3 separate regions of the Homo sapiens genome follow, and regions 1 and 2 are each linked to region 3. Evidence: chromatin loops called from intact Hi-C (ENCODE). Cell type or tissue: MCF 10A. All regions are shown on one strand.

What was found. Peaks named below come from ENCODE experiments on the same cell type or tissue, not always from the same donor. Only the 100,000 strongest peaks of a DNase experiment are listed, where the experiment ranks them.
Region 1: a loop joins it to region 3, with 6 times the contacts of the local background. A loop is called at or near these places in 3 of 110 quality-filtered maps.
Region 2: a loop joins it to region 3, with 6 times the contacts of the local background. A loop is called at or near these places in 4 of 110 quality-filtered maps.

The regions. Positions count from the first base shown.
Region 1 is chr18:67,780,157-67,788,156 of GRCh38, forward strand. All of the region lies in intron 1 of DSEL-AS1 (DSEL antisense RNA 1), which reads left to right. LOC105372172 (a long non-coding RNA gene) reads left to right here. Exons shown (of 4, transcript XR_007066404.1): 3 at 8-189; 4 at 1,926-2,261. Among named protein-coding and RNA genes, the nearest start is that of LINC01903, 31 kb to the right of the region's middle. In MCF 10A, no CTCF peak of the experiment used is centred here; a DNase peak (open chromatin) is centred at 3,605.
Region 2 is chr18:67,520,728-67,528,727 of GRCh38, forward strand. The region is part of intron 1 of DSEL-AS1 (DSEL antisense RNA 1); the gene reads left to right. Among named protein-coding and RNA genes, the nearest start is that of DSEL, 8.0 kb to the left of the region's middle. In MCF 10A, no CTCF peak of the experiment used is centred here; DNase peaks (open chromatin) are centred at 114 and 4,704.
Region 3 is chr18:67,729,140-67,737,139 of GRCh38, forward strand. The region is part of intron 1 of DSEL-AS1 (DSEL antisense RNA 1); the gene reads left to right. All of the region lies in intron 1 of LOC105372173 (a long non-coding RNA gene), which reads right to left. Among named protein-coding and RNA genes, the nearest start is that of LINC01903, 82 kb to the right of the region's middle. In MCF 10A, no CTCF peak of the experiment used is centred here; DNase peaks (open chromatin) are centred at 1,962 and 4,152.

The DNA of each region.
Region 1 (8,000 bases), 51 kb after region 3:
CACATAGGACATGTACTATTATTGTCTCACTTTGGATTGCTGGTAAATGAGACAGAGAAAGATGAGTCAACCTGAAAAGATCACGAAGTAGTAAAAGATGGAACTGATGTTGAGCCCACCCCATCTCTCCACATGATCATCACAAACACAATAACCCGTAACCAAAAGATTGAGACAGAGGACTGCAAGGTGATGGTTTGCAAAAACTTGAATTCCAGATGTCTCTTTCCTTCCTTTTCTCCCTCCTTCCTTCTTTAACTGTAAACTAACTGCATTCAGAATATACAACTGACATTTTAACTCATCCTCTAATTTTTTTTTCTTCTATGTAAAGTAAAAATCAAATTCCTTTTAGGAAAAAATGATAATCAAAAACTGTACATTAAAATAAATATTTCCACTAAAATAAATGGCTATCACTGAATGCATCCAGTCTTCACTTGTGTTTTAATTTCACAATGACCCCTTTCCTTTTTTTTTTTCAAATTTACGTTTCTTTGTTTTCATGATCAAGTTTAAGCTTGAACATTTTCTTACACTGAACAGCTGTTAAATGTCTGTGTTTGCAGACCAAACAATTGTCACTAGACTGACTATATAGCCTATACAGTAAGAAGGAGGAAATTAATCTGATGCAACATTTCTGATGATTTTTTTCCACCAGCCTATCTAAGAATTTGTGTGGCAGGTATGCAAAAATCAACTTCTAGCAATCAAATACATAAACTAAATAGATTCCAAACGGAAAGTATAATCAATCTATCTCAAATAGAGTAAGTGGACTAATAAGCATATCATCAGAGATGCATCTAAGATTCTTTAACATTCTTCTTTACTTCAGAATGCCAGCTTTACTGGGAATTAATATCCAAACATCAGGCAGCTATTGCCTCCAACAACAATGAAGCTGGTATGGCTTTCAGTTTAACATCCATGATATGCTTCATTAAATATATTTCATTTTACTGTCAGATTTTTTAATATGTCTCTGAGCACACTTCATAATTTTTGAAAGATATTACGAACTAATTTGTTTCCCAGAAAGCATACTTTCCATGGATAATAAGAATCATGATGCATTTTTATGACTTTATGTGTATTAATCAAGAGCTTTTTTTATAATGGAATTTTCCCTGTTCCCAATTCTGCTTCACATATGCTAAGACAATGACAAGTTGAAGTCAACTTCTAACATTAACTTTAAACACAAAATATCTTAAGTGCATAAATATATTAGCAACTTTTTATATTGTAGTAGAAAATCTATTGACCTTAGTGGAGAAATAAAGACTTTCTCCCTCAATGTATCTATTAAGAAGTTTGGTTTCATGAAATTTAGTGATGAACTGTTACATGGTAAAAAATCTTTTAAGTGTTAAAAAGGAAAAGCCACAAGGGTTCTTAAAATATGAAAGAAAGGAAACATTCTAGATATCTTATGAAGATTATTACTTGGATATAATCATAATATTCAGATAGGAGTTACTGACTATATATGCATATCTGTGGAGACTCTGCCTAAAAATTTGAATACATTATAGATATTTAAGTAAACATTTTACTTTCTGATCCATTTCACCTATTGTCCTAAAGAAGCAGAAAGGTTAAAGACCTGCTCAGGTCAGGAAATGTTTGCCAGCCTAATCAGAACTGTCACCTGCTCCCTATTACAACTCACTGTACCCTCTGAGAGTAATAGGTTTGCTTATTTTCTCTTTCTAAATCCACATGAGATAAGAAAACAAAACAAAACAAGACAGTCTTTGGAGTCACAAAGGTTTCATGCAAAATTGATTATAGTTAATTTTAATTGTCACTTAAGGTATTTTCAAATATGTCCCCTTCTTCAACTGGTATTATTGTTTGTTTGTTTGTTTGTTTGTTTATTGTTTACCCAACAAATATGACTATCATCTTTGTTATAGTCAGTAATTCCAAGTGTGCTGGCAGAGCCTGGAAGCCATTAACAAGCAAGTGTGAGAAGTAATTGAAGGGAAGAATAAAATTACACTCTTCTAGCTCCAGGATCATGGTGGGTAATAAGAGAATTAGACATTTTTACTTCTCTAGGATCTACCTTTCACACCAAAATGTCTCTCTGAGTTTATAAAAATATAAATAAATGAACCATTCATATACCATTCTGAAATAAAACAAGCATGTTAACAAACACTGTTAAATGTAGAAAGCATTTTAATACCATTTTTAGGGAAAAGATGGAGAATATTTTGTGAATTTGGGCTATAGAATTAATACTGCTTGGAAAATTTCCTCTCCATATGAATGGGCCAGTTTTTATTTTAATGATTTTTTTTATTTTTAAAATACTTTGATGTAAGCAACTGCTGCAAAATAAACTCTTAAAAACAACACAATCATTTCACTTTATTTTATTTTTCTTTATTCCAATAAGCCTTTTTACTCCTAACACAACTATTTAATAATTAAAATTAGTTACTTCTTTTTTTTTACTGAAAAAATAATTCAACTTAGCTGTTTACAAAGAAGCTGTTGTGTATTTAAATTAATTTCACTGATTTAAATATAATTTACAAAGGGAGAAGCAAGAATATTGAAACTGAAGTAGTAATGCTTGGTAAGAAATGAATGGAAATTTTATTTCAAACAAGAAATCTACAAGATGTTTGTGTTCACGTTTTGTTACTTTCTGATCTACACAAAATTCATTACATTTTTGTTTTCCAGTATTATATAGCTAGGTTTCCACAGCAGTTTTCTACAATGGGAGTATCTTGGGAATATAATTCTTCATTATTTATTCCTAGATTTTCATTTAGGCACAGATTTTATTCCTACATGCCCCTGAGGACTACTCTGATTAGCTCTGAGCTCATTTTTCAAAGAATATGGCAGGAAACCAGCAGGTAAAATCTTAAAATTGCTATGGCAATGCCTTTCCTTGCTCTTTCAAGGTTTACATTTTCTAAAGGAGGCTGAATACCAAGAGTGACATCCACACTGTTTTCAGATCACTTGTGTTAGTATTCAGAAAGGAGACTGATTTACCATGTGTGGGCAGTCCTTCCTTATGTTTCCACAATAATCTCTTAAAGAGTGGGACTGGTATTTTTAACACTATCCAAAGAATGCCTTCCTTTAGTATGTTTACTGCAGAAAATAGACTGCCCCAATATATACAAAGCACTTTCAGAGCTCCTCCCTGCTCTATTTTGTATAAGAATTTGGAAGACTAGGTCCAAGACTCAGTTCTCTCATCAAAGAACAGTATGGCTGTGAACAAAAGAGTTAGCCTGCATATTTTAGTTTCTCATTGGCAAAAGAAGCAGAAAGGATGATGTCGCTAAGGTCACTTCCAGTCTTACAACATTTTGAGACTTTTAGCTGGAAATATTTGAACATGAGAAGCTTCTTTTTCCATCTCTTCCAAACCTTATCTTATTATCAACAGACTGTTTAATTGAATAGGATAAAGAGATCCATGAAAATTTTATGTCAAAGAGGGTTATAATGGCAATCCCCTTTCCCTTGGTGTTGGTAGGTGGCAGTGATGAAATATACAAATACCATCTTAGGGCTTTAAACCACCAACTGATCAAAATCAGTCCCTTGACTCCTCTCCTATTGTCTCCATGAGTCACTGCCCATATTAGATTCTGATGTAAGAATTAGTCACAGTGAGACATTCAAAGGATGTTAGAAAATGTAACCACACTAAGCACTGATAAATGTATATATACATGGCATATTATATTTACTTCATAAATTTAATGTGATTAATTGTTGAAAGACATAAAAAGGATTTAGGTCTCAGGAAAAGAAATTATGCCATTTTATAATAAATTTCTGAATCCAAGATGAACCCTTTATGTAATTATTGATATAGGTTAGCAATTGAACTGAACAATATTTTTGTAATTTCCAGTTTGCATTCTACAAAAGACCAAGCTCTACCTGTAAGTATTACAATGTCTACGTTTTAAAGTTAAAAGGAGAGAGAAGATGCAAGAGGATTTTACTTGCATGAAGGAGTGGAGGATAGAAACTTAGTTAACAGCAGGGATGAGAGAAAAAAATGATGGTTGGATGTTGTGAGAGAGCAAAGAAATGGGAAGGAGAAAAAAACACACAAGATGGAGGGCATAAAGTAGGAAATCCTGGTAAATTACAAAAATGGCTAAAAGCAAAGTAAATCATCTGTGGGCTATAAGCTATTCATAAGGATCTATTATTAAATGTATTTCCCTTGACTATGAAATGAATTCTCCTACAGGGTCAATTTATTATTTATTTTGTCTTGTCAATTTTTAATCTAGGCATCTAGTAATTCTAATTACAATGATGTTATACCTCTCCCCACCTCTTCCTCCAATGAACATTCAAGGATATAAAGGTATTATGTTTATAACCAAATGCTGTTCAGTTATTTCAGTAATCTAAGTGCAAATTTAAAACACATATGATGGTGGCTGATTTTACAGTATACCAAAGTAAAAACATGTATGAAACTCAGTAGGCACAACAATAAATGCCCAGGTGGGTGACTTAATGAATAAATAAAGCACATCTACATGACAATCAGTAGACAGAGCAAAATTCATAGTAAGATTCTTCAGATTAACTCTTCATACTTTTCTTTAACTTTGTGTAAACACGTTATTAACGAATACGGAAATAAATTACCTGCATTTATCACCCGCCCATGATTCATTAGTTTAACTCAGAGATTGGCAAACCGAGCCTGTGGGCTCAATTTATCCTGCCATCTGTTTTTGACAATTCTTTCCTCTACATCTGCAGTTTGGTAATTTTTAAGTGTGCAATTAATATCTGAACCACTTTTTATCTTGCTTTCTATTCTTTCACAGAAAATGAGAACAATCTGAATAAAATTTCGTTAAGATAAAATGACTAATAATAAGCTGTTTCTAAAAGTCAAGTGGAAAAAAAATTTACTATCTAGACCTTAAGGAGAATTGGAACTTTAAAAAAAGGCGCATTTATTTATTTTGCTTTTGGCCAAAAATAACAATAATCGTAATAGAGAATCCATATGGTTAATGGTAAAACACATAAAGAAGAACTGAAACATCTGATAAAGTTTAAATCTCAGCTCCCTTACCATTTATAACTTTTAGACATTGCTTTTAAATCTATAAAATATGGATTTTAATATTATTTTCCTCATAGATCATTGTGCATATTACATTAATATATAAAAGGTGCTTAGAATATAATCTCATACATAGTGCACTCTCAGGAATGTTATATATTATTCATCATATTGAAAATCAACTATACTGTAACATTTGATGATGATAGTTGAACATTTTTGGAAGAAGGAAAATCAACTGCAATCTCAAATCAATGTTTGATGTTGCACAATTAAAATGATGATATTATTGGAACTATTTTGCCTTCATAACACTTAGTGAAGAGTTTGTGTCTGACTTCATACCAGGATGGGAAAATCAGTTAATTTCAGCTTAGTGGTTTCTTTCTCCTCTTAAATAAATATATTTAATAAAATTAAATTAGAAAAAAAAGTAAAATCTCAACTTAGATTTGTGTTAAACTTACTTCTCTGGATGAAAAATATAAATAAATACATAAGGGTAACATCTTTCTTTTTCTCTAAGACAATATTGTGACTTCTTCTCTGATTATATTAATTTTCTGACTGATCTGTCTAATATTGACAGTGGGGTGTTAAAGTCTCCTACTATTATTATGTGGGTGCCTAAGTCTCTCTGTAGGTCTCTAAAACTTGCTTTATTAATCTGGGTGCTCCTGTATTGGGTGCTTATATATATTGAGGATAGTTAGCTCTTCTTGTTGCATTGATCCCTTTACCCTTATGTAATGCCCTTCTTTGTCTTTTTTGATCTTTGGAGGTTTAAAGTCTGCTTTATCAGAGACCAGGACTGGAACCCCTGCTTTTTTTTGCTTTGCCTTTGCTCTATTTATGCTGTGACCATCACTCACTGCAGCCTCATCCTCCTGGGCTCAAGCGGTCCTCCCACCCCAGACTCCCAAGTAGCTGAGACTACAGGCATGCACCAGAACATCCAGCTATTATTATTATTATTATCATATTTTTGTAGAAACTGAGTCTTGCTATATTGTCCAGGCTGGTCTTGAATTCCTGCGCACAAGAATTCCTCCAACCTCAACTTCCCGAAGCGCTGGGATTACTGGCATGCACCACCATGCCTGGCCTCTTATACCTATTTTATTCTAATCTAAGATTTTATTAGTGCATATTGTTTTTAATAGGTACACATAAAATGTGTTTTTCTTTTATTTCACTTGTCACTAAATTTTGGCATGAAGGTTTTTTATGTTTTTAGTGATAAACAGGAGTTAGAGTCACATGATGTGGTTTAATTTTGATATGTTAGACTTTAAAAACATTTCCATCTTAATTTGTATTTTCTAGATAAAAATGTGAATTAGGCAAAATAAAAATGTTTTCCGTTAATTATTTAGTGTATTGTCTGTACTTGCACAGAGAATAAACAACTGCTGCTTTGGCAAATCATAGGATGTCATAAAATGGACACACTATTCATTGCTATTCTTCTGTTTTTACATGTCCTTTCAGAAAAAATATCTATGCATACAACATGAATACATAATGAAAAGAAACAGGCAAAATTCTGTCGGGTGCCTCTTCACTCTGATGATAGTTTCTTTTGCTGTGCAGAAGCTCTTTAGTTTAATTAGATCCCATTTATCAATTGTGGCTTTTGTTGCCATTGCTTTTGGTGTTTTAGTCATGAAGTCTTTGCCCATGCCTATGTCCTGAATGGTGTTGCCTAGGTTTTCTTCTAGAGTTTTTATGGGTGTAGGTCTTAATGAGATAGCATCTCATACCAATTAGAATGACGATCATTGAAAAGTCAGGAAACCACAGATGCTGGAGAGGATGTGGAGAAATATGAATGGTTTTACACAGTTGGTGGGAGTGTAAATTAGTTCAACCATTGTGGAAGACAGTGTGGTGATTCCTCAAGGATCTAGAACTAGAAATACCATTTGATCCAGGAATCCCATTACTGGGTATATGCCCAGAGTTTTATAAATCATGCTACTATAAAGACATATGCACACGTATGTTTACTGCAGCACTGTTCACAATAGTAAAGACTTGGAACCAACCCAAATGCCCATCAATGATAGACTGGATTAAGAAAATGTGGCACCGTGGAATACTATGTAGCCATAAAAAAGGATGCGTTCATGTTCTTTTCAGGGACATGGATGAAGTTGGAAACGATCATTCTCTGCAAACTAACACAGGAACAGAAAACCAAGCAGTGCATGTTCTCACTCATAAGTGAGAGTTGAACAATGAGAACACATGGACACAAGGAGGGGAACATCACACACGGGGGCCTGTCAGGGGGTGTGGGGCTAGGGGAGGGATAGCATAAGGAGAAATACCTAATGTAGATGATGGGTTGATGGGTGCAGCAAACCACCATGGCACGTGTATACCTATGTAACAAACCTGTGTGCTCTGCACATGTATCCCGGAACTTAAAGTATAATTAACAACAACAACAAAAAATCCTCCAACTATCCCCACATCTTTACTTTGAAAAGCTGTGTCCCCTGAGAAAGGCCTTTCCCCAAAGCCCTTTTGCTCTGTCATCGGCATCCCTGCAGCCTCTGCTGTGTGGCTCCCTGCAGGACTATGCTCTTATCTGGGAGGGGAGGGCATTCCCATGACCACCCTGGCAGGCAGGAGCTCAGCACCTGATTTCTGAAAACTCACTCACTTGGTTCAGCTATTCCGCTTCGGAGTGTAAGTTTCCTTAGCAGCCAGGGTATTCTAACTACCATATTTTCCAGGGTTTTGAAGGTCCACAGTGTGGTCATAAAGCCAAAGCTGCATCACCAGGCCTTTAGAGATTTCCCCCAAAGTATCTGAGTGCCCATTGGATGGGCTCGCAGCATGAAAGGACTACAGATGCTGCTTCACTTGCCCTTTTAGGCTAGTTAATTTCCAAATTCAA
Region 2 (8,000 bases), 210 kb before region 3:
AAACAAAGTAAAACTTGCAAAGGGATCATAAGATGTTTTCTCCAGGGCTCTTCCACCCTCCCTTTCCCCTGGCCTGGTATCCTTACACCAGTGTTTCTCAACAGGACATTTGGCAATGTCTGGAGAAATTTCAATGTTGGTCTCGGTTAGTGGGAGGGACTGCTGGAATCTAGTGAATAGAGGTCAGGATGCTACTAAATAGCCTGCAATGAACAGGACAACTTCTCCTCTCCTCCTGCCTCACAAGTCAAAGAATTATGCAGACTAGAAAGTCAGTACTGCTGAGAATGAGAAACTCTGACCCATCCCACTGACTCTAAAAATTGATTATGTGCTAATTGTTGGTAGTTCAAATCAATTCCTAAATTGTCCCCCTGACTTGCCAATTACCTATTTGCAGTTTGTTCTAGAGCCAGCCGTTATGGCTAAAATGTATGTGTCCCTCCAAAATTTACATGTTGGAACCAAATTGGTAGTATTAAGAGGTGGAGCCGTTTGGGAAGTCCTCTTCTCATGAATGACATTAGTGCCGTATAAAAGAGGTGCCTTAAAAAAAAGGTGCCCTAGTTTCCTTTTGGCCTTTTGGTCTCAGTCTATGTTGTGCTTATATAACAGAATACCTGACCCTGGGTAATTTATAATGAATGGAAATTTATTTCCTCACAGTTTTGGAGGCTAGGAAGTCCAAGGTCAAGGTGCTGGCAGATTAGGGCCCAGTTTCTCTACTGCAAAGATGGCACCTGAAAGCTGCAGCCTCCAGAGATGAAGGACATTATATCTTCACATGGCAGAAAAGGAGGAGAAAGAGAGAATCCACTCCCACCAGCCCTTTTTATAGAGCATTAATCCATTCTTCATGAACTAAACAGGTTTCTCATTTGGCCACACCTCCTAACACTGTTGCATTGGGGAATACGTTTCCAACACTTGGATTTGGGGGAACACGTTGAGACCATAGCACCTTCCATCTCTTCCTCCACATGAGGACACAGTGTTCATTTCTTTATTGCCTCTTCCATTATGTGAGGATTCAGCAAGAGATATCATCTTGGAAGCAGAGAGTAAGCCCTCCCCAGACACAGAATCTTCTGGCACCTTGATCCTGGAATTTCCTGCCTTGAGAACTCTGAGAAATAAATTTCTGCTATGTATAAATTACTTTATCTGTGGTATTTCATTATAGCAGCAAGGACAGACTAAGACACTAGCTTTCTCTAATTTATTCACAGATGACTTTTTGTTGTTTACCAGCTACTGGCTCCATTTTTCTTCATTTGACCTAAAATACTTCTAAACCTAGCTGTCTCAGCTCTTATAAAAACTTGAGCTATGCCTACAGGCATAATTGGCAGTAAACTAATTACTACCAAATAATATTTGGAATGATGTGTCTTTTTGGGTTATCAGAAATGCCCTTCTGATGTTAATAAGAGAATGTCATTTTACCCACAACCCCTGTACATATCATGCACCCCAATTACCTTTACTATCAGATTTATTTCCACTGGAACAGTGTTTTTCAAATTACAGTTCTTAGACTACCAGTATCAGAAAGTTCATGGTGCTATTAAAAATGTCAATTATCAAATCTGTCTCAGCCTTATGGATTAAGAATCTCAGTGTGTAACCTGGTATTCTGTACCTTAAAATGTTCAAGTGCCTAACAAATTTTGAGAGTCACTGTTCGAACATAATTCTCATTCTTTTCTCCTTGCCACACACACCTGTGCCTGAGGGTTTGTTTGGCTACATAACAGAAACATTCTCAGGCTGGCAGAAGCATAAGGACTGATTAGGATTAGGAACTGGTGTTGCAGAATAACTCAGAAACATGTATGTAGCTATTTTGCAGAACGTTTAATAGTCTTGCCTTTAAATTATTTATTCACATGTGAGGAAGTGAGATATTAGAGTCAAGCAATAAAGGCAAATAAGATTTATAAAACAGAAAAGAGAAAAAAATGAATACAACCTAGAAACAATGAAAGTTGTATTTTGGGGGGCAAGTTGATTAAATGGCAGTTAGCAGAGGAGTTTGTTGCCCAGAAGTGAGAGTTTAGCTGTAGAGCAGAAGTGACAGGTTCCTCTGTAGAGTGTTGGCCACTAACCCGCCATCAGCACCTGTATCTTACTCAGATCTAGCCAGTATCATATTTCCTCAGTAGGCTTCCTTGCTGGAAAGCCACTAAAAGTTTCCTTTTTCCATCCATGTGAGGCAGGGAGACTTCTCCCTCTGCTCCTGAGCATTTACTTCCTTCTCTTTTTCTGAGAATCAATTTCACCTTCTCCTTCATGGTGATACAACTCAACATGGCTATCCTTCAGCACAAGTTTATATCACTTTGACTCCACCATCGGGCAGAAATCAATTGTCTTTTTTGAACCTCAAATCCAAATTCTCGGAAAAGATGATTTCCTAGCAGAGTCAGCGTTTCATCATGACTCCAGCAGCAATGGAAAGCAGTTCAGGGTCATATAGTTCAAATACTGCTACAGGGGCTGACATTCGTGGGTTCGAGATATCAATCATCTTAGGAAGAGAGAGCTGGCTTATACCTTAAAAGTATCTATTATAAAATGACACAAACCAGAGAGCCATGCACCCCCAGGGAAGCACATAAAAGCAGTGTATTTGGTGGTGAGTAGTTGAGGTGTGGGAGGTTGAGGTATGGTGGGATAGTGAAAGGTTGGGGGGGAGGAAAGGTTCAAAAATGCCCACGCTTTATGTGAACAGGCTGACTCCTCTTTCTTATCCCCTGAAAATTATTCCTTTTGTAGAATGTATTAAATTTACCTAATTAGAAGAATCACCTAGAATTACTTGTTAAAAGTACGAGATATGAGATCCAAAACCCTACTTGAAGGTAGAGTGAGGAAGGAAATATAAGAAGCCTGTATTTTTAAATTCCATTATGATCCTGCAAAATTAACAAATCACCATTAGATAACCTTTTAAAATACTGCCAGCTACCAACATCGCCCTAAACCTGCTGCCCCCACCAATAACTGAGCCCCTGATAACCACCACAGTCTAGTTTTATGAGATCAATTTGTAAAAAATCCACATGTGAGTGAGTTCATGCAGTAGTTGTCTTTCTGTGCCTGGCTTATTTCACTTAACATAATGTCCTCCAAGTTCATAGATATTGTTGCAAATGGCTAAATAATATTCCACTGTGTATATGTACCACATTTTCTTTATCCACTCATCTATTGATGGACACTTAGGTTGATTCCATAGCTTGGCTATTATGAATAGAGCTGTAATTAACATAGCAGTGCAGAGATATATATCAGTGTCTCTTTGACATACTGATATCATCACAAAAATAATAACTATAAGTGATGCATAGGTTAATTAGATTTAGTCAAACTGTAATCTACATATACTTCAAAACATGATATTTTACATGATACTTACAATTTTACCTGTCAATTTATTTTATTTTATTTTTCTAATTTTTTTTTTTTTGAGACAAAGTCTCACACTGTTGCCCAGGCTGGAGAGCAATGGCACGATCTCAGCTCACTGCAACCTCTGCCTCCCAGGTTCAAGTGATTCTCTGCCTCAGCCTCCCCAGTGGCCACCACACTTGGCTAATTTTTGTATTTTTAATAGAGACAGGGTTTTGCCATGTTGGCCAGGCTGGTATCAAACTCCCGATCTCAGGTAATCTGCCTGCCTCAGCCTCCCAAAGTTCTGAGATTACAGGCGTGAACCACTGTGCCTGGCCTTACCTGTCAATTAAAATAATAATAATAATAATGAAAATAATAATAATAATAATTGGCTAGCTACTTAAAATAGAACATAATTTTGTTTCAGATTCAAAGACGTAAAGTTTGATAGAGATGGGAGGTAGGTAATTTATGTGGGTGAAGCCAGCCAGGTGCTTGTTGTCATGTGGAACGTAAGGACCCATGTCACGAGATAATCTGATTTTGCAAAGAAAGCCAGAAATCTGAACTTGTATGGGAAATTATCTGATTTTTCTAATGGCTTAACTTGTTTTGAAAACTCTGTGAATGCCAAATAAAATGGATTCAAATCATAAACGGCAAGGTTTTGACTTCTGATTGTGAGCTGGCTGCATGAAAATAAATTTCCTGATTTTGCATATGCTAGTTCAGCACCCCAGGAATTCAACTTTCCATTTTAATGCTGGGAAAAAAAATACTATCTTTTCTTTTAAGTTATCTACTACTATAACTCCTCTCAGTCTGGAACGGTCAAGGACTGGTCATGTATTCAAGCAATCTTATTTATTCCTGCAGTTATGTATTAAGTTTTATTTCCTTAATTCAATAAATATTCACTGAGTGCTCAATAACGCACTGTGGAAGACGCTGAAAAACCCCAAGGGGAAAAAATATTCTTCGCCAAATGGAGCTTATAATCTGTGGATAGAAAAGGCACAAAAGGCATGAATTATTACTTCATTTTTTCTGTATTTTAATCATTACTTCATCATATTTAAATGGCTTTGAAGGTTCATCTATATACTGATTCCAGTATTTTCAAGAGCACATCTAATTTGATGAGGATGGAAGATTGTTAATGACTCAGAAGCTGGGAAAATAGGTAGAAACTCAAATGTTGTAAGAAATCACTAGAATGTTTGCATTTTTTCAGAGGTTCACTCCTTCTGTTCTAATACCTGGAGTCCAGCCAGGCACAAAGCAAGCTGGCTGACTACTGCAGAAAGGAATGCTGGAACCTCTCTTGCTGACCTGCTTCCAGAGTTTCCAGCACAGCTAGCCAGAGACTTCCTATAGACAATGAGGAAATTCAAAAACAAAGAATGTAGTAGTTTGGCTATTTCTCTAGGAGCCCTTGGGGATGAGACTGAGCCATTTTCCTGCAGCTGGCTGCAAAGCAGGCCACTGAAAAAGATCAGTATGAAAGAACAAGGCATACTGTTGGTATATGCGTCACTGTGGGCCAGAGCTTTTTGTCATAGGATTCAGTCAAACTCAAAATGCAAGATGAAAGTCATCCTCTTTGGTAACCGTTTTAAAAATAATACATAGAAAAGAAGTGAACAGAACCATGTTTTCCAAAGTCCTGATGCTAAAAATCACAAAATCTTAATAGTTCCTGAGCTGGAAATGTGGACTGCTTGGCCTGGGATCAAGTCTAGAATTTGATGTTCTTGGCAGGTACATCAAGTGGTTAGTATCAGCAGAGAAGCTAAGGAAATACTGAAGTCGAAGGATAAAGGATGATTCCCTCCCTGTAATGGCTTTACTCTGAGTTACCTACTGTGTGTTGTCCTGGGCTTACTTCCAGGCAATTCTCATAGGTTTATGGTTACATGCTGGATTTTGGGATGAGATGATCCTGAGTTTGAATCCAAGCTTTGAGATTATATTGTAAGTTTCTGGGAGGTATTGGGCCAGTTACTTACCTTTTCTGAATATAGGTGTCCTCCTCTGTAAAATGGATTTACAATATTACTAACTGTATAGAGTAGTTGAGAAGCTTAAATGAGAAGAGGCAGGTACGTTTCTCATTACAGAGCTTTAAGGGTTGTTGCACTTTAAAAGCAATTTTACATACTTTATTTCATTTAGCCTTTTTAACAATCATGTGAATGATACGTGATTAACTCAATTTTGTGTACCATAGAACTGAGAAAGAGGAATTTGGAATCGAAAATATCATAACTTAAGATAGTGTGACAAAAATAGTATTCCAGTGTCTACCAACTTGCTTTCTGAACTTGTCTAATTTTAAAGACCGAGAATATTTGAAGGAAACATGCAGCGCAGTTCCTTCATTGTACTGGTGAAGAATCTGAGCTCGATGTGTGAGAGAGAAAGAAGGCCTGCTGGACCAGAACACAGGTTTCTTTACTACCTATCTGCAGCTGTGCCGCTACATTGTAGATGATGCTATTTGTTTTTAAGCATATTCAGTGATATATTAAGTTGCTTCTTTAGATCTTAAAAAAAAAAAAAACAACTCATAAAGTGCCGGGCACGGTGGCTCACACCTGTAATCCCAGCACTTTGGGAGGCCGAGATGGGTGGATCACGAGGTCAGGAGATTGAGACCATTCTGGCTAACACAGTGAAACCCCGTCTCTACTAAAAATACAAAAAAATTAGCCGGGCGTAGTGGCGGGCGCCTGTAGTCCCAGCTACTCAGGAGGCTGAGGCAGGAGAATTGCGTGAACCTGGGAGGCAGAGGTTGCAGTGAGCCGAGATCGCACCTCTGCACTCCAGCCTGGGCGACTAAGCAAGACTCTGTCTCCAAAAAAAAAAAAAAAAAACCTCATAAAGTAACAATTCTATATGCAGCTTATATTAGAGCAGTTTTTCAAAGAACTTTCTAGGACCCAAAATTTTTCTGGGAGCATTTTTAAAAGCCGAATATCTATATATCCATTACAGATCCTTTCTGAAATAGAGTTTTGATCGGGGCATAAAAATTTGCATTTTTATCAGGTTTACCAATACAATATTAAGAATGAGCTAATTAAACCATTCTGTCCTTGGAGACAGAAATTGGGCACTGTCCTTCTTTTGTCTTCCCATCAGTTCCAGCCAGAATTTTAGGCACATACTTTCCACTCAGTTAACTCACTGAATTGAATAGTGGTGGAATCAAATTAAGGTCAAATGTTTTAATTATATAAAAATCTATGAAGCACATGTATAGAGGAATCATTTTCAAAGATATAATTTTTACAATTTACTGTGAATTACAGGCATAATTATCCTGCCAGATATACTTGTCTGCCTAGCAAATATATGTATATATGATACTTGTGAAATTTGATACATACTTCGCATATGTATTATATATAAGAGACAAAGAGGGATAGAGAGAGGAGAAAATTAGCTTTCAGGCCAATTTTGAAGAATGTTATTTTGGATATTAGTCATCTATTGCTGCATAACAAATTGTCACCAAACTTGCTAGCTGAAAAGAAACAGAAGTTTATTTTTTCACACAATTTCTAATCATTATCAATCAAAGCAGCTTAATTAACTGAATGGTTCTGGTCTGGGTCGCTCAGAGGGTTATAGCCAAGATGTCTGTATTTTAACCATATTACCTTGTGTGGGATATGATGAGGCCAGATGTAGATCGAAAAAGAGAAACAGCTGAGCATGATGGATAAGGTGTGAACACTTTGGGAGGCTGAGGTGGGAGGATTGCATGAGCCCAGGAGTTCAAGACCAGCCTGTGCAACATAGTGAAACCTCATCCATAAGAAATATTTTTAAAAAATTATCTGGTCATGGTAGTGTGCACCTGTAGCCCCAGCTGCTGAGGAAGCTGAGGTGGGGAGATCCCTTGAGCCCAAAAGTTAGAGGCTACAGTTAGCTATGATCAGGCCACTGCACTCCAGCCTGGGCAACAGAGTGAGACAATCTCTAAATAATAGTAATAATTTAGAAAGACAGAGGGAGAAACTGGAGGGAGTCCTACAGTTCTGCTATACTCACAGCTCACTGGGGAGAAATAGCAGGCCATGCAGTGCTGTTCACAGAAAGCACTGGGCATTGGTCATGAGGCAGAGGGAGAAAGGGGATTGGTGGGCAAAAGTCCTTATTGTTCTTTCTGGAGGAAGGAGCAGGCCAGGCAGGGTAAGCAGGCTTGTGATCAGGCGGCTTGAGTATGTTCAATGGGCTCTGGTCAGAGGGACTGTTCCTGATTTCCTGGTACTTGGCCCTGAGTGATTAGGGTTGAGGTATAGTGGCACAGATTGTGAGAGCCCAAGAAGGGAGTTGTTTGGGATTTGGACTTACTCTCTCAAGAACAACTGACTGGACACTAGCTAGGGTCTCAAAATGGTTCAGATAGCATTTTAAAAACTATATCACAGCTTGCCAGGCCTACAGTTTTCTTAGGTCTTGAGTGGGGTTGAAGCAACTGCTTTCTATAGGGTTCAACCAGTGGCTGCTGGCATGAAGCCTCTGTTCTTCTTCACATGGACCACTCCCTAAGGCGGCTTGACTGTCCTCACGGTATGACCCCTGAAGTTCTC
Region 3 (8,000 bases):
TATCTCTAATGGTATCTACTCAATATGATATACTTTTTCTTACCCAGGGGTAGATATTTTTCTTCCCTGTTCTCTTTTTCGTTCCTGGAGGTGGTAAAGTTTTCTTTCCTTCCCCATCAAAACTAAAATTTTTGATCTGTATTCTACTAGTAGAAGAATATATGTAAGATATCTTATTTTTCTCATTATGGTATCCACTCTTTCCTTCAAACTTTTATTATAGAGAGTAGCTTTCTCTAATCTTTTGCTGTAAGTACAGTCATCTCTTGGATTCTCAGCCAGGGAAAGTTGGCTCCAGGACCCCCACAGATGACAAAATCTATGGATGTCCAAGTCTCCTAGTAAGCCCTCAGTATCAGCAGGTTCCTGCATCTGCAGATTCAACCATGATTGAAAAGTTGGCCATCTGTATCCACAGGTTCTGCATTGGCAAGTACAGAGGGCTGACTCTACCATGTGACGATCCATAGAGAAGAGTACATGACTGGATGCCAACTTCACTTTTGCCTGCAACTCCCTGGGGTTCTGTGATCTCATTGTTGCTTATATTTAGCTTCTGGTAATTTGGTAAAAATAAATAAGTAAATACAAATTTACTGAATTATTTCTAGTTGCTCACATGACAGCCTCTCTTCCTCTCATGTTTGTCCCCATGTGAATCAGTATTGATGTCCCCATCTCTCCCTAGAGGTACATATCTTTAATATCAGGGTGGGTGGCTGCCCTGATATCTCAGCTCTCTGGGTACATGGACAAAATAAAAATTAAAGGATGTTCAGCAGTGTAGATTATCTAGCTGAATATGAAGTCCTTGAAACTGTTTTGCCATTACTAGACATGATGTATACTATTCTGTAGCATTTTTTAGTTTTTTGAGTATAAAATCTATACTATATATAGTTAAAACTATATATGAAACTTTATATACCATATATAAACCTTATATATAACACTTTATATGAAAAACTATACCATACATACTTTTTATAGTATAAAAATATTATATGATAGCACTCCTTAGTGTTGTAATCAAAGCTATTGTTTTGCTTGGTTGATATTTTGAAATAATAGTACAAAAGAGAAGAAAATTGTGGTGGGAGAAAATTATGTTTGACTAATGGTAGTCTAGAAAAACAAGTAAAAGAAGAAAGAGGTTGCCTAGAGATTACAAAATAAACAGAAATATCAAAAGATTAGGCCAAAGTCAAGGTTAAAAGGCAGATGTATATATGGAGAAAACACAATGTAAGAAAACCCAATGGACAGAAATTGTTGGGATGGGTAAAAGGCGTGTAAGTTGAGGATCTTACTCACAGATGTGTTTGATTTTTATGATCTTGAGTACTGTTTTGGGTATAAATGATGGTTAGCTAAAGTTGAGTACAGGGTAACATCTTTGGGATTAAGAAGTTCTAGGTATTTGGCCGGGCGCGGTGGCTCACGCCTGTAATCCCAGCACTTTGGGAGGCTGAGGCAGGCGGATTACGAGGTCAGGAGATCGAAACCATTGTGGCTAACCCGGTAAAACTCCATCTCTACTGAAAATACAAAAAATTAGCCAACGTAGTGGTGGGCGCCTGTAATCTCAGCTACTCGGGAGGTTGAAGCAGGAGAATAGCTTGAACCCGGGAAGCGGAGGTTGCAGTGAGCCGAGATGGTGCCACTGCACTCCAGCCTGGGCGACAAGAGCGAGACTCCATCTAAAAAAAAAAAAAAAAAAAAAAGGAAGTTCCAGGTATTTGTAGAGTTAAGTAGAGAATGAATGGTGTGCCTAGACAATTGTACCTTCTAAACATCAACAAACCTAGGATAGAGAATGACTGTTGAAAGCCAGGCATTAAAATTGTGAGCAAACAATTTTGGAGTGAGTGTGATATTAACAATACAAGGAATGAAGTGATTTAGTTTGCTGACTTGAGTCATAAGATCAGGAGGGTGCTGTGGAATCGGGAGTTCTGAATCAACAGAATGTTATTCATCTCCTGTCTTTTATGAGTGTCATGCTTGAAATAATGAGTAATTCTGTCAAGAGGGTTTGAGAGAAGTGAAATTTCAAGGGAGGAATTAAGTTTTGATAGGATTTCTTCAACTTTGGAATCAAAAGCGAACTTTCCCTCCGGATAGGTTACATGAAGCGTCAAGGTCTCTGCATTTTCTTATAACACAGAAAGATGGGAAAAAAATAAATGTAGGAATAACAAAAATATTAAACTCAATATTAGTAAATTGAAGTTCATTCGATGATTAATAATGGGGATAAAAATAATTTAAAGGTAAGACAAAATAACTAACAAATTAATTGGAGTTGTACCATATGTGAGAAAATAATTTCAAAAGGCAACAGGGAACTCATGTGCATGAAAAATAGGTTATGCTCATGTTGTCAAATAGAATAGAACAAAATCTATAAATTTAAAATTGTGAGTATGTTTTAACTAAACATAAAGAATAATCTAAGGGTGAATTGTCTAACAATTAAAATAAATACCTTAAAATTTCCTTGCTGTGTATTAATACATTTTGGGCAAGCACTTGTTAACTGTTAACTTGTGGGAAGAGAGGCAAGATTTGAATTTGGTAACTAAATTTTCAGATAAAATAACAAAGTATTATTTATGACCATATTACCAATTAGTAGTCTATTTGTCTCTAATTCTAGTAAGTAGCCTTACATTTTATATACATTATTATATTGTACAAATACATTAAGGATAGAGCCTTATATTACAAGGCAAATATCTACAAATAAAGCAATTTTGCCTGTCATTTTAATATACTGAAAGCACAGTGGAATTTCCCATTGTGTTTTCTTACAATGTAATTTTAGCATAACCTTGGATCATTAGGACATCCATCAACAACAGGACGATAATTGCTCAGAGCTCCAACTCATTAGGTCATCAGTTCTGACTAATCAGATTGTTTTTGTAAAAAATATTTTGCTGATGAGCATTGAACATTACCTTTTATTGACCATGATGGAATATTTATGTAATTACAACTTAATCTAAAATGTCACCTACAATTTTCTGTAACATAATCTATTCTCTTCTTGAATAATGCAATGCTTTGAAAGCTAAACTTTATAATTCAACTAAATACTGCATTTCAACATTTTATTTACCTTTGAAAGTTTTTGTTCAGGTTAGTGACCATGAGGCTCTATTTCTGTACAACTGAGCATGTTCTCACAATGACTTCTATGTTATCAATTCAATCATTGATATTTGGAATAAAGATAGTTAATAAAGTTTGATTTGAACACGTTCTCAAATCATGCTAGGTAAATTTACTGATGATTTATTTAAACATGAATATCAAATCCAAATATTCTAGAGTGATATAATCAACATGTTAAATGTCCCTATAAGATGGGTGTCACGCACATAAAAGTCAGAAACCTAGTACATTTGGGTTTAACACATATGTACCTGTTAGGTTTTACTATCAAAATTTTATTGACATTTAGGGTAATTTTGCCAAAACAAATAGCCCACCCTTTCTTGACCAAAGAAGGTTTAGGTGGTAAATAGTGCCTAAATTATATTTGGATATTTTTCATGTCAATAAACAATTGGCATTGTTTAAGTGGGTGTTATACTAAAGGAGAAATAGTTAAGGTAATACAATCATATGCTATAGTTGGACATGTAAATCAGTAAGGGAATTTATCTAAATCTAAACAATCAACTGCATACAGATTCTTTAGGATTTTTAGGGGGCTGAAATTTTATAAATTTGTATACACAAGAGACAAAAATGTAAAAGCAATTATTTTACATTTGCTTTTACATTTTTGTCTCTTGTGTATACAAATTGCTTTTACTTTTTTTGTGTATACAAATATATGAATTGCTTTTACATCTTTGTTTTTTGTGTATACACATATATGATATTTATTTTTCATATTTTGAAAAATAAATGTTTTGAAAAATAAATATGGGGGTGCTAAGACAGTTTACAGAACCCAAGTAAGAGCTTAAAACACCAGAAAAATGCAAAGGTGTACTACAAGGTGATACTTCTCATTTTATTGATCAGAGTTAATAAACTTCCCTATTCGATGGGTATCTGGTGTTAACATGACTCCTAACTCCCAGCCTCATGTGGCTCAGCATGAGACAAAAACCCAGAGCTGAGTCAACTGTTCTAGTGCACATGCAGGGTGGAGGCAAAGTTGTTGCAAGACTCAAGAAACTTGGCAGGTACTTCAGACAGTCAGTGTCATCATTTTACTTGTTTATTTATTCATTTATAATGTAAATTACTATATGTAGCTAGACATGCATTAATACAAGTAATGTGTGCCTTAGGTTATATATATTGCTAATTATTAAATAGCAAGTATCAATGATTCGCCATGTAAATCAATTTGAATGTGGCTAAATTCTTCTATTACAGATGTAACCCTATCCTAAATTGTTTAAATGCATTTTTTGCTTGATTGCTCTTTTTAAAATTGTTTCACAAATATGTATATAACACTAAATAATATTGTAGTCTTTTGAAAATTTAAACTATAGATGTACCCATTTCTCTGTGTTTGTTTCTTTTTCCCAAAATTGCACTAGTGATTCATCTGTGTTGTTATGTATAGCTGTAAGTCTTTACTTACTCAACAATTGTTTTGCAAAATGACTTTACTGATTTTCACTTTCACCAGACATGTTCTTGTTGCTCTATCTCCTAACACTTCACATTATCAGACTTTTTCCTTTTATCCTATTTACCATTCTTTCTATAGAAAAACTAAATACTAAACCCAAGTTTGTTGGGATCTGCTGTTCCTCTAGAGGAAAAGTAGTTTCAGCATCCTAGTGCCTCACATCAAAATCTTGACTCTAATTCTCTATTATATTTTTGTTTTCTTCCTTAGCTTAATAGTTCTTAGTATTTTGTCAATTCTTTAATGACATTAAGAACTTGATTTTTCAAAACATCCCTATCAATTCAAAACATTTTTCTTATTTACGGGTTCATCCAAAATACCCCCACTGCCATTGCTAGAAATAGAAGTGTAGGCCTTCAGTTTTCATGGCCAGTGTTTTCTCATTATTGGAAGTGGTATGACTGTCAAGTCATGTAGCTTGTGCATTTTTCTTGAATCTTCTATTTAGCATGTATAGCAAGTGTCTTTTAAATTCTTCTTACATTACTTTTTATAGCACCTTAATTGGGATTAATTCAAACATCATAAAATTCACCCATTTAAAGTGTATAATTCAATGGTTTTAGGCGTATTCATAGTATTGTGCGATCATCACCATTATTTACTCAAGAATATTTTCATCACCTCCTTCCAAATACCCTGTGCCCATTCATAGTCACTCCTCATTTCCCTCTGGCCCTAAACCCTGGCAACTACTAATTTACTTGCTGTCTCTACAGATTTGCCTATTCTGGAAATTTTACATAAACAGAGTTGTAAAAAATGTGGTCTTTTAATCTGTTTTTTTAATGTAGCAAAATGATTTCAAGGTTCATCCATGTTGTAGTATGTGTTAATACTTCATTATGTATTATTGCTAAGTAATAGTCCATTGTATGGGTTTATCCTGTTTTTAATCCAGTCATAAGTTTTTCCCACTTTTTGGCTATTTCAAATAATGAAGCCGTGAACATTCTTGTATAAGTTTCTTAAAGTTTATATTGATTTTTAGATTTTTATTATCCCCAAATCTATAGACATTCAAAATTAGCTTTTAGCTATGTTTCCTTTTATACATACTCTTTGAATCAAATACACCCTTTGATACCTTTACATTCTCAAACACATTATTTTCTTGGATATTAATGTTATTTTCATTACAGTTTAATTACACTATGTAAAAGTGAGTTGTCCTCTCATTTGCTGTTTTCTACACTTTTAATGCAGCAAAAAAAAGTCTTGATCTTTCTCTTTATTTCCTCTCTCTTTTCCCTCTCCCTCTCTCCCTTACTGTCTCTGTCTCTCTCTCTCTCTTTCTCTGTGACCTTTTCCCATCCCCATTATATACATATTCTTTAGCTCTTAGTTCACTGCCTTGTGCTGCTGTCATTTGCAGTAAAAGTTAGGTGCTGTCTGTAATTCAAATGTACTATAGCTGTTTTTTTGTTTTGTTTTGTTTTTTTGTTTTTTTGTTTTTTGTTTTTTTTAATTTATTTTTTGAGACGCAGTCTTGTGCTGTCCCCCAGGCTGGAGTGCAATGGAGTGATCTCGCCTCACTGCAACCTCTGATTCCCGGGTTCCAGTGATTCTCCTGCTTCAGCCTCCCAAGTAGCTGGGACTAAGGCATACGCCACCATACCTGGCTAATTTTTTTTTTTCTTTTTTTGTATTTTTTGTAGAGATGGGGTTTCACCATATTGGCCAGGCTGGTCTCCACCTCCTGACCTAAAGCAATCCCCCCGCCTTGGCCTCCCAAAGTCCTGGGATTACAGGTGTGAGCCACCGCTCCCGGCCGGCCATTTCTAACTCATTGATTAACTCTCCAGTATGAAAGGGGATATTTCTCTTCTCAGAGGAAACCCTATCATTGCAGAGGTTTGCCCTGGGGGAGAGGATCGTCCCTGCTGTATTTCCTGTCTCTCCTTGTAACAGCTGCTTTGCTGCTGTACATCACTAGCCCTCCCCAACAGCTGCTGGGAGGAAGTCCTGCAGGTATTAACTCTTACTTGTCTCTTTCTTCTATCGCATCTCTCCTGTCCCTCTCTTTTGGCAAACACCTAAAATCATACTTACTTAGCACACTTCTCTTTCAAGTAGACAACCTGTTGGTGAATTGTTTTGAAACATTTTGCTGGGAAAAACACAAACAAAACAAAACAAAACAAAAAACAAAAGGAAAAACAAAACAAAACAAAAAACACATAGACCCATTTTTTCAATCTGTCGTCTGCAAAGGGTTATGATATATCATACAGAGTGAAGTACCTTGCTCTGAAAAAGTGCTAATTACCTTTGTACTAAAATAATTTTAAAAGTCATTCAGATCATAAAATATGTATGCAGTTATATACCATATAAAAATAAAACTTGGAAGATTCAGAGGACACTCACACATGTTCTGTGATTCTCCTGGATTTTTGATCCAAGTCCAGAATCTCTTTCTAATATCCGTTCTCCTCACTCTTGCCTTGCCCTCTGTGCCTCAAACTATCCAAATTCTTGCAGCCGCTGATCTCTCCATTCTCTTTCTTTGCTTGGTGCTTTCACACAACCCCTTTGCTTGGAACAACACTTCTTGATTCTTTCTTAGGTGTTTTAATGATCTGTACCTCTCATCTGCAGGAAGAGTGTGTCAAAACTTTCCAAGTTTTAGAATATTGGTATAGGTCTTTTCAATAGGGAGGATAAGAGGGGACCCCATAGGCCACTGCCTCAGCTCTCCCCAAAGAAATCTCCTTACCAAACTCCAAGACCTGACCATTTTTGCCATTTTTATCTATTTGAGGGTTTCAGTAATCACATACGAGTAGTTTTCCTTTCCTTTTGTAAAATCTGTATATTATGGGTATTATGGGTATAATAGTTTTGTTTCGTACTCCGGCGTTTATCTGCTATGTTTCATACTGGTACCTGAGTCAAAATAACTCAGGTAAGATCACATCTTAATATGCTCTTGCATATATTGATTTTAGGAAGCTGGAATTTTGTTATATCAATTCAGCTCATCTTAGAACATGGCGTACACGTCCTTTAGTTCAGATCTTGTTTCATCGCCTTCGATAGTGTTTTATAATTTTCCAGGTAAGGTTTTATTATTAAATATATATTTTAATTATAACCCTACATATTCTAATTATATTTCTCTCTTTCTGTCTCTCTCTCAATGACCCTCACCCCACCCTCTTTTACTCTCTCTGTTTGCAGTTGTATGCTGTGTCCATGGCTGACTTAAAACAAAACACTTTATTACATTGCTTTGTGCTTCCTTTAAATAGCATATGGAATTTTTTCACTTTCTTTTTCTTAAAGTATTTTCCATTCATTTATGATTTTTCAAATAACATATAGCTAG